Linked DNA regions of Mus musculus: region 2 is linked to region 1. The links are chromatin loops, found by intact Hi-C in ENCODE. Cell type or tissue: left cerebral cortex. All regions are shown on one strand. Links, peaks and the distances in the headings refer to the core of each region. The heading gives the core; the rest is flanking DNA. Region 1 overlaps Ctnna3 (catenin (cadherin associated protein), alpha 3). Region 2 overlaps Ctnna3 (catenin (cadherin associated protein), alpha 3).

Region 1 (7,496 bases), core at 1,448-6,447:
CCCTTGTCAGTTGCATATTTCCATTCATTGTCATGGCCATATGGCCATCCCTCTTGTCCCTCCCCACACATGAACTTAACCCCCCTGATTCCCTCTCCCATCTAGTTCCCTCCCTCCATCTGCCTCTTATGACTATTTTATTCCCCATTCTAAGTGAGATTCACACTTCCACACTTTGGCCTTCCTTCTTACTTAGCTTCTTTGGGTTTGTCAAGTGTAGAATAGGTATCCTGTAATTCATGGCTAATATCCACTTATAAGTGAGTACATACCATGCATGTCCTTTTGGGACTGGGTTACCTCATTAAAGTTGATATTCTCAAGTTCTACCCATTTACCTGCAAAATTTATGGTATCTTTGTTTTTAATAGCTGAATGGTATTCCATCATGTAGATGTACCACATTTTCTTTATCCATTCTTCAGTTGAGGGACATCTAGGTTGTTTTCAGTTTCTGGCTATTATGAATAAAGCTGCTATGAACATAGCTTAGCAAGTATCTTTGTGGGGTGGTGAAGCATCTTTGAGGTATATGCCAAGGTGTGGTATAGCTGTGTCTTGAGGTAGAACTATTCCCAGTTTTCTGAGAAAGTGCCAAATTAATTTCTAAAGTGAATGTACAAGTTTGCACTCACACCAGCAATGGAGAAGTGTGCTCCTTGCTCTAAATCCCCGCCAGCAATGTGCTGTCACTTGAGTTTTTGCTCTTAGCCATTCTGATCAGTGTAAGATGGAACCTCAGAGTTGTTTTGATTTGCATTTCCCTGATGACTTAGGACTTTGAACACTGTGATTTTCAGTTGAATGTACGGTGACTTGGTTTAAAGGAATTTGTCGATTCCAACTTGCATGGATCATGCTGGTAACAAAATGAAAATTTGGCTTCTAGGCCTGCAATTATTCACCACTGTCAGCAGGCTTAGTGGTTAACTCCTGGCCAGGTGTCATTACACAGGGTAAAATGGGAAAGGCTTGCATCTCAGAGCCTCACACACCAATTACTTGTGTGTCAAAACTCTGGGTACACTACTTGATAGGTATTTAGGCATGCTAATGTTTAACTTGTTCATGTTTCAGGGTGTGGTTTCGGTTTTTATCTGTACTTAGGAGTAGGAGACTTGTTAGTGGTGGACTTGGGTTACTTTGTCACTTTGTAAGATTGTAGGGAAAATTAAGCAGGAGGAAGGAATAAAGCTGCTGTGTGCAGATCAATGGCATCCACAGGGTATGGCACCTGGCACTTTAACACATCATGGTTCAACTGGTTCATCATGGTTCTTACTAATACCTTCATGTGAAGGTGGAATGTCTCCTTTATAAGACAAGAGATTTACAATCACTTTTTAAAGGACATGTAGCGAGGACACAAATCTCAGCCTAAGGGTCTCATATTTTACTGTGCTCTCCACCATCTCTTAAGGTTTCTCAATAGGACAATCAGACTTTTGATCTTATTTATTCATTAGTTTTGGCATATACTGAATGCTGTTTTTCTCATAGATCAGGTGCAAAAAATACAAACAAGACTTTAATCTTTGGGGTTCAGAAGAATGTATGGGGATAAATGGGCCTTGAAGCTGGGATGAGTGAGTGAGTGAATGAATGAGTGAGTGAATGAATGAATGAGTGGATGGATGGATGGATGGATGGATGAATGAATGAATGAATGAATGAATGTATGAATTGAGACATCCCTGCTTTTGACTTGTTCACATGCTGCCCTAAGCTGTGGAGATGTCTCAGAAACATTCCTCTTGTAGAGATATGAGCATGGTGTTCTGATCTTCAGAACCCATGCAAAGACCAATGGGACAGAAAGCTTCTGTAACCCTGTACTGGTGGGCACAGAGGGAGCCAAGTGAATTGCTGATGCTTACTGGTGTTGGCCAGCTCACATAGCCAAGTCAATGAACTTCCGGTTCAGTAAGAGACCCTAGTCTTCCAAAACATACATGAAGATGCACACAAGAGAGATGACAATTGTCACCCACTGGCTCAGGTACTTGAACACTTGGTCCCCAGTCAGGCTGGTGGGGCTGTTCAGGAAGGTTATAAAGGCACAACCTTGCTGAAGGAAGTGTATAACTTGAGGTGAGCTTTTGGAGTTCCCTAGCCCTCACCCTGCTTCTGGTTTGTTCCACTCTTTGTGCTTTATATTTAAGGTGTGGTCTCTCTTGCTTCTTGCTCTGGCTGCCTGCTGTCTTGGGTCTTGTCATTATGGACTCTCTTCTTGGAACTGTAAGCCAAAATAAATTCTCCCTTCCTTGAGTTGTCTCATTAAAGGTGTTTTATCACAGCAGCAGAAAAGTAACTAACGATAACCAACAGCAACCCCTGACCTACATGCACATGCATACACATATACATACATACACATGTACTCACAGACACATACATATGCATACATATATACATATATATATATAATCACACATATATGCACACATATATACATACATGCACACATACATACATACATACATACATACATACATGCATACATGCATACATGCACATACCCACACACTCCACAAAATCACTGTCAAATACATAGCCACTGAGCAGTTAAAACATGGCTATTCTCAATTAAGAGTTAAAAGTTTAAAATACATCTCAGGTTTATATGAGCATAAAAATGATAAAATATTTAATTAATGACTCTTATACAATTAATGGCTGACACAATAATATTGTAGGCATATTGCATTTAGTAAAATATATGAAACTAGTTTAATCTGTCTCTTTTTATTTCTACATTGTGTAAGTATAACTACTAAAATTTTAAGAGCATAATTGCTTTCTATTTCTGTTGGCCAGCATGTATCTAGAGCCATTAAATCCTGGGCTACTTGCTTTTCTGTTCCAACTTCCTTATTAAAATGAGTGTTATTCATTCTCTTTTTGAGTTATCATAATGAGTTAGGTTTTAAATGTAGAGTTTTTATGCAAATTTATACTTGTGAGGTTAGGATCAGTCATTAACAGATAGAAATGTTATGTCCAGATAGAAAATATTCCACCCCCAAAAAGAACACGGTCCGTTTGTACATCTTTCCTACTGAGAGGCTGCTGCTTTGCATCAAGGCTCTCTCAGAATCCAATGTTGCAAGTGAGGTTGAGCCTCTTCGCCCTGGCACCAAGTATTCAGGGCTGTCCATCATCTGCCCCGACTTCACCCTGTGCTCCCTCAGACACCTCTGTCCAGCTCTCATTGCTACTGTGTTCTGTAACCCAGGAGTCCGAGTATGACTGTCTTCATGCTGCTATCCCTGACATGGGATTCTCATTTCCCAGAGAATGCTCCTGCCCAGTATCCAGGATTCAAGCTGACTGCTGTTAAGTCTTGCTGAATCCCTAAACTCTTCTCATTCCATGGTGGTTTCTCCCTCCTCGAAATTCCAAAACACAAGTATCCCATCTCAACGTTATTCTGAAAAGAATCTGGTTTCCTACCCTAGGATACACTTGCATCACAGGTACAAAGAGAACAAGTGAAAAATAGAAGGAAAAAAAACTTTTCAAATGAGGAAAATGCTCTGTGCATCCTGATCAGGCTTTTTTCTTTTCTTTTCTTTTTTAATTAGGTATTTTCCTCATTTACATTTCCAATGCTATCCCAAAAGTCCCCCATACCCTTCCCCCTCACTCCCCTACCCACCCACTCCCACTTCTTGGCCCTGGTGTTTCCCCTGTAATGGGACATACAAAGTTTGCAAGACCAAGGGGCCTCTCTTTCCAGTGATGGCCGACTAGGCCATCTTCTGCTACATATGCAGCTAGAGACACAAGCTTCAGGGGTACTGGTTAGTTCATATTGTTGTTCCACCTATAGGGTTGCAGACTGCTTCAGCTCCTTGGGTAATTTCTCTAGCTCCTCCATTGGGGGCCCTGTGTTCCATCCAATAGCTGACTGTGAGCATCCACGTCTGTGTTTGCCAGGCCCCGGCATAGCCTCACAGGAGACAGCTATGTCAGCAGATCAGGCTTTTAAGCATCATGTCTGGCCATGAGAGGGTTCCTAATCCAAGGAGGAGCGGCAGCCCAATGTATGTGGCGTGTTTCTTCTCATTGAATGCATTTCTGACTCAGCTACCCCATCTTTTACCCACCAAAACCAGGAGAGTTTCCAAGACATCCTCTTTGAACAGTTGTTGGTTTGTGTACAAGCATAAGCATTGGGTTTATTTTTTTTAATCCTTTTTTTTGTAATTTATTTTGGGTCTTTACCAGGGAGAGGAGGAGGAAGAAAAAGATGGGCCTCTAAAAGCTGTGTTTATTTATAATCCAACAGATCCTTATTTGATAACAGATGATCAATTAAAGTGAAGTGTGAAACTTGCACAGCATTCTGTCAGGAAGCAAAGGCATGAGGAGAGCTGACAGCAGTCAGCACTTCTTGCAAGCAGCAGGAGCCCCCCTAGAGCCCGCTCTCTCGGCACCATGGCTCTGCTAAATCTGGCTCGCCATTTTTGAGTGTGGGAACAATCAGCCATGTAGGTAGTAGGGAAGTATTATAATTAAATGTCCACCCACTTTTTTCCCTTTTTGATGAAAGGCTCCCGTGAAACATACTAAAATAGGGTGCATCAAGATAGATGAATTTTTGATGAGTCAAAAATTCTGAGGGATATGGCGTTTTACAGAAAGGAGCTACATCGATTCACAGAAAATTTTCTGTCCTGTATCATTAACAGAAACCTATTTAATGATAATTAATATGGTGAAACCCAAGGGGCAATGTCCAGGCCATCACTATTTTAATTAGCATCGGTGGTAAGGCTCAGCATAAACGAGCTTGCCAAGGACAAATTATAATATGGCCAAGATGTCGGTTGGGTGTGGGGGATGCACATTGTAAGCCCAGCAGTGGTGGGACAGAGGCTGAAGGATCATAGCAAGTACGAGGCTGGCCCTGGTTACACAGCATCTTTTAGTCCAGCCAGGGCTACATAATAAGAACTTGTCTCAAAACAAAAGAAAGGAAGAGAAATGAAAATAAATTACATAATAGCAATCATAATGATGGCAGTCTTCTGAGAGTTATTAAATAGCCAGACGAAAGACAGACAAGGAATTTTTTTTTTTTGAAATAGGCAAATGCTTTAAGATGTTACTTATCACAGACTCCTTCTAGAAACAATTCCTCAACAGGTGATTTGTGTCTGCCCTTAATAATGAACCACACAGGCATTCACTGATACTTGAGTAAGGGATTTTTAAAAAATACTCACCTGACCTGTGGAAGAGATGGCTCACTCAGCACATAACTAAACAAGTGAGCCAAAAAGTCTAGAATAACACCATTGAGGTTATTTTGTGTTGGCCACCTACTCCTGTGCACTAGGCCCTTGCTCTGTGGTTAACATTCTTGGGTGAGACTCCACTGGAGAAAATTAAAATTTCCTTTGCAGATAATTCTTGCTTAGTGGTAGGAACCAATATCATCTATTTCTTTATTCAAGGCCCAGGGCCCCTGAATGACCCCTTCTGTGTTTTGTCTTCTGTTCGTTATCTCTTTTTCTTTTCTCTCTCTCTCTCTCTCTCTCTCTCTCTCTCTCTCTCTCTCTCTCTCTCTCTCTTTCTCTCTCTCTTAAAGTTACAGGTTAGCCATTATTTACAAAGTTCCTTTAACAATACAAAGTTTCTTCTTAGACAATCTGATAAGAATCCTTTAAAAATGGGCTTGCTTCCCCCATTTAGGTCTGATTTCAACTAGTCCACTGATTTTAGATTTCTCTGACAAATATAGTTGAGGTCTGAAATCCTAGATATGCTGAAAATAGCTTTTTCTCCAAGTCATTTAGAATGTAAGGCTCCCTGTCCTGCTATGTCAAATGACCCAGCTCGGGAATAGGATGGGTGTGTGTGCATGTCAGTGTGGGGTGATGGGAGGAGACTGGTGAGCTATCCATACAAGGAAAACTCAATCAAAACAATGTATTTAGCCATTCCTATTTCTCAGGACTCTGTTGATGCCCTCTGTCTCCATTCATATGGTAAGTTTATAACAGTTTTCTCTTTTGCTTTCATTAGGTGGTCCTTTTCAAATCAAAGGTTTGCCTGGGAGATAAAAGTGGAAGTGCTTTTGAGAAGGAAAATGGCATGAACAGTTATATTGAAAGGAAAACAAAATAAAATTTTGTTTTTGTATTTCTTAGAAACCTACAAATCTGTCAATTGACAAAAATAATAAATGAGTAGGAGAGATTTTAGACATTATCTTTTCTAATCTCCATCTAGAAATAAAGCAAACGGAAGAGGCCAAGAGTGTACCATTTTTTTAAAATTAATTTCTAATTACAATAAAATAGCATGATAAGAAAAGGGAGGAGTGTGAACACAGGTTCCTTGGGAAAGTGGACAGCGGTTCCCCAGAAGGCACAGGTTATTACAGGATCATCTCAGAGCCAGGAGTAGGATATTGCAAATTATTGGTCAAGGAGCCCTCAGAGGAGCCCAGAGCCACACAGTGGGCAGCAGTTATTGTAGGAACTCATAACAGTTAAAACACCGAGACTACATGACAGAGTGTGGGTGCTTCAGTCAAGGCTCGGTGAGGAAGAAGGGCTGGAAAGGTGGTGTGAGCCTGAGAATCAGGGAGGGGCGCTGTGAAATGCTGTCTCCCCAACATGACATGGCTCTTGTGCTAGCAAAGTCATTACAGCTGTGGTTATGTGATAAGTCGTACACAAGATCCAGCCATCAAGACCAAACAACGCTCCAGAAGGCAGGGGTTTGGGGGTGATTAAGGCAGGAGGGAGACTTGTTAAGAGGGGTTCTGGGCAATTAAGCTGGAATTAGGGTGCATATGATTGAGATATAAGGTATACATGTATAGAGTTGTCAAAGAATTAATAATATTATTAATTATTTAGGAATATTAGGAATTAACAATATTCCTAAGATAAAATTTACAAAATGGTAGAGCAGAGAAGTTGTCCTTGGAGACATGTAGTAGATAAAGGGCAACCCGTGTGTTTGGTGGGTCCTTCTACTGAGCCCAGAGTCACCCTGTTCCCCACCACATTTTTGTCTTGCTGGGCCACTGCTTTGATCAAAAGAATACAATGGAAGCGAACGCCAATTTCTGGGCCTGAGCATTAAGGGAAAGCCAGCTTCTGTTTCCTGTTTCTTGTTTGCTCTGGCTGAGGCAGGATAGGAAAGACAGGGGAAATTAGGGGATCCTGAGAGAGGAAAAGAGGCTATCACTCCTTCAACTTGGTTGAGGTGTCTCATGGCTGAAAGACAAGGACTTCAACATAGTTGAATAATCAACTCATATGTCTATACTCTGCTGTCTGAGGAAAATCTCAAAAACCAAATTATGAGCCATGTTTATGACAAAAATATATGTGTGGGCGGTAGAGCGGCCTCAGTGGAGCTGAGTTGAGAGGTCCAGTACCCCCATAGCCAGCCCAATCTCAGCATTCCTCTGACAAGACGGGAGACAGAGGCACTATAATCCTTGAATAGATAAGTAGCCTGATACCTCATCT
Region 2 (7,496 bases), core at 1,033-6,032, 690 kb after region 1:
TGAAGGTCACTGATTCGGTTAGATTGGCTGGCTGTACTAGGGACTCTCCCATCCCCACTCCCCAAGCACTCGAGTTAAAGACACACACACACACCTTAGTGCTGGACTTTGGGTTGAATTTGGGTCCTCATACCTATGCAGAAAGCATTTGCCAGCTGAACCCAGCCCTGTGCTAACTTCCTTCTTGAGAGATATTACTTTCTTTCATGTCTGTAGTCACCAGCCACCAGACTACACACATCTAAAATCACTCTAAAAAATACTCTATTTTTAGAATAGTGCTAGACCCTATATGTACTGTGAATGTATATAAATAAAGACATCCTCACAGACATCTAAGAAGTGGGTTCATGAGATTAACACCAAACAACATTATGAAAGCTATTAATACTAAATGTGTTAGATGCTGTGCTGAACTGTTTATGAATTTTAAAGGACTTTCTTTACACCTTATTATATCATCTGAAAAGAGGCGCAAGCCTGGTACTCTTTCCTTCAGGTTTTAAAAGAAGAAAGTCAAGTGCCTAAGGCAGTTGACACACTAAGCCTGCACGATTACAAAGCCCACCATGGACAGCCCTTAGATTCTCACAGGCAAATGCTGAGAACGAAGGTGACACACTGACCTGAGGACATTGGATGAGGTGTCACGAGGGAGACGAGGCTTCAGTGTGACGTTAAAGAAAATAAGTAAATAGGAAGGGGCTGGATGGTCTAAATACCAAGTTATATAAACCTTGTATGGAGGTCAGAAGGCAAGAATAACAGGCATGATCAAGGAGACAAGAATCAAGGGTGTGCGCCGAGTTTCAGTGTGGGCACGGATCTCAAGTAAAGTGTTTAAATTTCAAATATATTCGCATTAACATACAAACGTGTCTTTGTCCATACAGTGCTCAACTCAATAATGCCAGCTCTGATTTGTAACAAAAGACTTAGAGACCAGTGAAAATGAAATGTGTTTTATAATGCTATTGTAAGCATTAAGGGTAGAAATTAAGTTATAGTCTAAATTAGTAAATCTTACTTTATTCATAAAAACAAAAGCCCCAAGGAGATGTCTTGATTTATAACTGCTCGGATTGATCCATAAGTCTGGGATCTGTGCCACAGCTGGTGCATATAGGATATGCAATAGGATGAAGTCTGAGCGGGGAAATGGCTGGAAAGAATCCACTAAGGAGGCGGCGGTGGCGACAGACCCTGTCCCCCGGCTGCATGTATTCTGCTGCAGCAAAGAACTGTGGATGCCAGGGACCAGAAAACCAGTCACGACGAAGTCTCAGTCACGACGAAGTCTCGGTATCCAGCTCTCATAAGGTTTTATCCCAGATGCGATGAATGGGCTTCCCGATCTTCGCGCTAATGATGCTCGATCACCCACTTCCTCCATCTTGGTGTGCCCACCCCTCCTCTATCCCAGCTGCCTCTCTCACCTCTGTCCACCAACGCTACTTCCAACATTGCTCTTTTTGAACGTGGGAAGACATGGACTCATCTGATCTGACTCCAGTGTGAGCATTCATTCCGTAGGAAGGAACAACCAAAGACCGCTTGTGTTTAGGACACAGTACGCAGTAAGTTCTCAGAAGACACAGGTTCAAAGAAGGAACGGCCATGAGACGGTTCAGCAGCTCAAGGCTCTCGGTGCAAACCGGATCCCAGGAAGCCTCGTGGTGAGAGGAGAGACCCGACTCCTACAAGCTGTCCTCTGACCTCGCACATATACCCCAGCGTGCACATGCATAAATATATTCAATATCTTCCTCCATACAGTTTAAGGAATATTTTTAAAATAATTAAAACAAGGCACAACAACCTATTGCTCAGAAAGAATTCTCTCCATCAAGGATATTACAATATAATCATTGTGTTCAAGTAAAATAAATTTCTGTAGCATTTAAATTTTCTAAAGAAATGTGTATATTTACAATAAAATCTCTGTAAAAGATATATACAGTAGAGTTAATGCATATAAATATTTCATAGAAAAGAAAATTTAATGAATGAATCCATAAAAATTATTATAATTGATTGACTTGCCAACCGTAACTTAAGAGCTTGGGTGATGTTAGTCATTTCTTTTTTTTTTTTTCCAAAATGGATACAGGAATAAAATAAATTAGGAGAGTGCCTGAAATCACGCAAAGAACAGTCTATTATCATTTGTGTACAAGAACAGAAGGGATAATGCCCACCTGCATTTCAAAGTGAGTCAAACTCATTAGTTTTAATGCCCCGCAATCTGAGGCCAAAACTTTGGGCATGCCCAGTAACTGCGCCAGTCAGAGAATTGCCATGGTCAGATACTAAGACTGGAAAGGGTCCACCAAGGAGGTGGCAAATCAACCTTGCTTGCTTCTGCTGCCGCAAAGAATGGTGGGTAGCACGGGACCCAAAAAAAAAAAAAAAAAAAACTGTCACGGATGAAATCTCTGTATCCAGCTCTTACAAGGAAGTTTTCTTGCTGAATTAGCAGTTTTACAGAGATCTGAATCTCTCCCAGTAAGACGAAAAAAGAAAAAAAGTACTTTTCACTGTGAGCCTAATAGATTTTTTTTCTTGCTTTAAAAGAACAGGAATGGAAGATGCCACCCAGTCAGAGAGCAGCTAATGTTCTGACGCTTAAGCCCCGCACAGCCAGGCAATGTGGGCGGGCGGTTTGGAGTCGGGCTGACTCAGGGCTTCTCTCCTCCAGCTTCTCTCCTCCGTACGACCATCATAGGAGAGTCACAAAACTCTTCAGCGGTCTCATCTACAAATGCTACCAATAAAACCGACCCTACGGTACTGCTACGACGACGTTTAGTGACTCGGTTCAAAAATGGTTTAGTCCTACTCTGTGCCACAGTGCGTGGCAGCAGCAAGGATGGTCTACATACATGCACACGTTCACAGGCACCACGGGCTCGCTCTCTCCACTCCTCACACGTTACCTGTCCTCACTCAGTACGGTCCTCCCAGAGCTCTGCTCGCCCGCCCTGGAAGTACTAGAATCTAATCACCGTCACCGGAAACGCGCTAATGAGAAAGGGTCGGGGGAGAGGATGGTCTGTCAACTCAAACGCCCCATGGTGGTAAAATAGGATCTTGGGAACAAAACTGAGCTGAAACTATTCAAGGCCAAAGCGGAGATCCATGGTGTGAGCGCTGAGCAGCAGGAACCGGGAACTGACTGTGGTTGCAGCTCTCGGCAACACTGGCTCCCTGTGTTATGTCTGCTAACACCCAGGCCAACAGTAGTTTAAAAAGAAAAAGAAAAACACACACACATAAATGCTTACCATGTTCTTTTTCTGTATAAAGTATTGTGGAGATAGTCCGTTTGTCCTCATCTAGAATATTCCATAACACAAATGTAACTAGGAGGGCAGTGGGAGGCAGAGGCAGGCGGATTTCTGAGTTCGAGGCCAGCCTGGTCTACAGAGTGATTTCCAGGACAGCCAGGGCTACACAGAGAAACCCTGTCTCAAAAAATCAAAAATAAATAAATAAATAAATAAATAAAATGTAACTCTTAGAGAAATAAAGCCACAGAAAGGTTAAATACTCAATTTTGAAGAGAAACTTTTTCCACCTCTATGATAGAGCAAGAACCTAGAAACACAATTCTATTCTTGGGCTAATTTCTAAGCCATGTCATATAGACTTAATGTGGTTTAACAAAAATACTGCTTTGAAAATCCATATACCAAAGGCCCAGAACTTGTAAATCGGGCAACAGCGAGACGATTGCACTCTCTGCAGACAGGTCAACCGTGTAGCCGCGATTCTAGACACCAGCTACCATTTTCACGCAACCTAATTTAACCGGCTGAGGGACTGCTCTGATCCAAGAAAGCCTTCCAACAAAGTAAAAGCTTGACGACACTGACACCTAGTGGCCATACAGGAACTGCAACCAGACTCTGCCTGAAAAGGATGGCCAGCCACTGCGACGGTGTGGTCTACAGGATGCACGGACTATATCCTTGTGAAGACTGAGTGTGGACAGTACCGATCCTACAAGCAATCTTACAAAGGTTTGATTTGTCTCCGGGATTATCTTGGGACTCTCCAAGCAAGCCAAGAGGCATGCACTTGTTAAGAATCCTTCCCTTTAACCTTGCACATTTATTTAACAAGGTTTTACTCATCTTCAAAGATCAAAAAGCAAAGCTGGAGGTCAAACGCTATTGTTGAAAACAGGTGAGTCTCTGTCCTCACTTTGCAGGTTCATCTAGACGCTTTTCCTGGTCTTTGGGTGGTTTTTTATTCCCCCTTGGTTATACCCTACCAAATACAAAAGCCATGTGGCCAGGCCGTCCTAGAAGCTCTTTGTGCTGCTAAGACGTCATTACCAAAGGGTAGTTAGACCTTCACAGAACCGCAGGAATCTCCTTTTAAAGGAATAAAAGGACGTGTGCAGAAACCCCTAAAGTACCCATCTAAAAGCCAGGGCCGCACTGTACACTGTAGGTAGCGAGATGAACACGGGGCGATCGACACAAGCTATTTCTGCCCCAATCATTAGAAGGTAAGTTTCTCGACCTGTCTGCACCTCCTACAGGAGGGACAGCGGGAAGCCTGAATTGCTCTTATTTTCCTACCTGCTGGCGTTTGAAGGCCAAATAATCCAGGCTTTCCAGCTCCTTCCCGAGCTTCTGGTAGGTTCTCTGGAGGTCGGACTTGTTGGAAACATTTTTGAGAGACTCGAATGTTCTTTGGAACTGAAAACGAAAAGAAAAGCAGATGATAATGGTGACATGTTTTCTTCAAATTCCCCACTAAGATGACAGAGTCAACAGTGTGCTTCAGTTTTACCCACCGTAACTCAGAGACAACAAATGCTAATTATCTTTCAATGGACTAATTAGGGGTGATCATAAAGAGATAGAGACTGTATGTGTGTAGCACCGATATGCATGAGTAAGAGGTTCTGTCCACCCTCATCCTATCAAGAAGAGCATATGTCATTCAGAATAAAAGAATTCTCATGCTTTAGGGTACCCCCCAAAATGAGATTTAATGTATAACTTTAAGTCTAACAATAAGTCTAATATTATAACATTCTTAGGGCTGGAGAGAGGTTTCAGTCAGTAAAGACTATGCTACGGAAGCTTGAGAACCTGAGTCTGAATCCCGACAGTACACGGAAAAGCTGGGTGTGGCTGTTCATATCTGCAATCCCAACACTGGGGAAGCAACCACCCAAGATCCATGGCCAGCCAGGCTAGCCAAGGAGCGAGCTTCACCACCACTTCACTAAGCCAGCGGAATCCCTTGTCACATTCAAAATCTCTGTCCTTATAGCCACAGATAAGGGTGGTTCCCACCCCTCATCACATCTCTTTACAGCAGATGGAGATCATTACAGAAAGCCACAGCCAATCCAAGTGCAGACAACTGTGTCTCAGGCTCAGAGATCAGTGGGGTAGGGGGAAGACGGCAAGAGCCAGGGGAACCGTGTGCTGTGAGATTCTGACTCCTAGAAGTGTCAGAGAAGCCACACCCATAAAGCCTCACTAACATGGCTGCCTAGGCATGAACTGAAAAAGGAAGACACCGATAGACGGGAGTTAACGTGAAAGGAGGGAAACTCAGGGGGCCTCAACCCTAGAAAACCACAGGAAGCTCCTTAGTTGCTGAAGTCTTCCTCGGGGAGAGCACACCGTGTGTGTGTGTGTGTGTGTGTGTGTGTGTGTGTGTGTGTGTAACAACAAAGAAAAAGAGGCCATTAATTTGGATGAGAGCAAGAGGAAGAGGTACACGGGAAGGATTGGAGAGGAGAAGGGAAGTGAGTAAATAATGTAATTATAATTTTTAACTAAATGAGCTTAAATTTTTTAAATACAGTGGAGAGTGACTTAGGAATGCATCTGATGTTGCCCTCTGGTCTCTGCATCCATGTGCAAAAAGGTCCATGCCAAGAGAGAGACAGAGGGAGACAGACAGAGAGACAGATAGACAGACAGATGGAGGGAGGGAAGCAGAGAGAGGGGAGGGAGAGAGAGAGAAAAGTGGGGCTGGGAGAGGACAAAAGAGAGAGTAGGGCAGTAAATATCACCAACTATATTATACACATGCATGAAAATATCACAGTAAGATCCATTGTCAATATATGCTAACAAAGGCATTCTCAATCAAGTTTTCACATGCCAATCATGGAAACCAACAAATGTATGAAAAGTTAGCTGCTCCCGCATGCCCATGGCATGGCATGAGATGTACCTTGTGTCTGCAGAGGATCCGCAAAGAGCAGGTCACTCAGAGAGGAAGATCTCTCAGAGCTTGCGTTTTTGAGGAGGGAAGAGTACTTCCAGGTTAGTGACCAAAGCAGGTTAGTAACGGATGAGTTACAAGATCGAGGAGTCAGATTGCTCCTGTCCCTTCTCCAGCGGATAGAGAGGTGATAGATTGCAGCAGGTCACAGAATACTTCCCGCCACTGACAGGTAAGTAAAGGGAACTCACAAGAAATTGAAGCCATGGTTTGTTTCCGTGAATTCGAGCATACTTTGTCAGTGGCTGAGCGTGTCACCCGATATGACTGTCACTTGCTCTTTTATTTCATGGATCTCATCTTGTGGTGTCACCTAGATTCGTGTCTATGGATAGAGATGTCACCGTTTAAGCACACCAGAATCCCACTACAGCTGTGACTCCATGAGACAGGCCAATAAGATTTTATGGGGTATAATTAAGTTCCCAGGGATGGTTTGATCCTCGGTGTATCAAGCACTACAGCATGAGCCATGAAAGAATGGCGCTCTCCTGGGTTACATCCTCCATTTTGTGAAGGCACCATGTTTATTTCAATCCAATGTGAAGAGATAAGTGAGATGCAAATTAAGTTCAACAAATACCACTTAGCAGTTCCTCTCATCCAAATGCTATGAATAGGCCTGGAGAGATGGCTCAGCGGTTAAGAGCACTGACTGCTCTTCCAAAGGTCCTGAGTTCAAATCCCAGCAACCACATGGTGGATCCATAATGAGATCTGACGACCTCTTCTGATGTGTCTGAAGACAGCTACAGTGTACTTACATATAATAATACATCTTTGGGCCAGAGCAAACGGGGCTGGAGGGAGCAGAGGTCCTGAGTTCCATTCCCAGCAACCACATGGCTCACAACCATCTGTACAGCTATAGTGTACTCATTTACATAAAAATAAATAAATAAATCTTTTTTTTAATGTTATGAATATAAAACATATTTTCTTCCCTCGGTGTGATTCCTTGGCTCAGGGAATGTCACTATTAGAAGGTGTGGCCCTGTTGGAGTAGGTATGTCACTGTGGGTGAGGGCTTTAAGACTCTCATCCTAGCTGCCTGGAAGCCAGTCTTCTGCTAGTGGCCTTCAGATGAAGATATAGAACTCTCAGCTCTGCCTGCACCATGCCTGCCTGGACACTGCGATGTTCCCGCCTTGATGATAATGGGCTGAACCTCTGAACCTGTAAGCCAGCCCAATTAAATGTTGTCCTTTATAAGACTTGCCTTGGTCATGGTGTCT

Evidence for each region. Peaks named below come from ENCODE experiments on the same cell type or tissue, not always from the same donor. Only the 100,000 strongest peaks of a DNase experiment are listed, where the experiment ranks them.
Region 2: it touches region 1 in a loop (2.4-fold over the local background); 5 of 42 quality-filtered maps call a loop at or near these places.

What each region holds. Positions count from the first base shown.
Region 1 is chr10:64,265,240-64,272,735 of GRCm38, reverse strand. The region is part of intron 9 of Ctnna3 (catenin (cadherin associated protein), alpha 3); the gene reads right to left. Among named protein-coding and RNA genes, the nearest start is that of Lrrtm3, 180 kb to the right of the region's middle. In left cerebral cortex, for the core only: no CTCF peak of the experiment used is centred there; DNase peaks (open chromatin) are centred at 4,130 and 4,431.
Region 2 is chr10:63,579,157-63,586,652 of GRCm38, reverse strand. It overlaps Ctnna3 (catenin (cadherin associated protein), alpha 3), which reads right to left. Exons shown (of 18, transcript NM_001164376.1): 5 at 4,590-4,709. Among named protein-coding and RNA genes, the nearest start is that of Ctnna3, 130 kb to the right of the region's middle. In left cerebral cortex, for the core only: a CTCF peak has its summit at 3,876 (motif pointing left); DNase peaks (open chromatin) are centred at 1,222, 1,417, 2,659 and 3,867; H3K4me3 peaks cover 276 bases.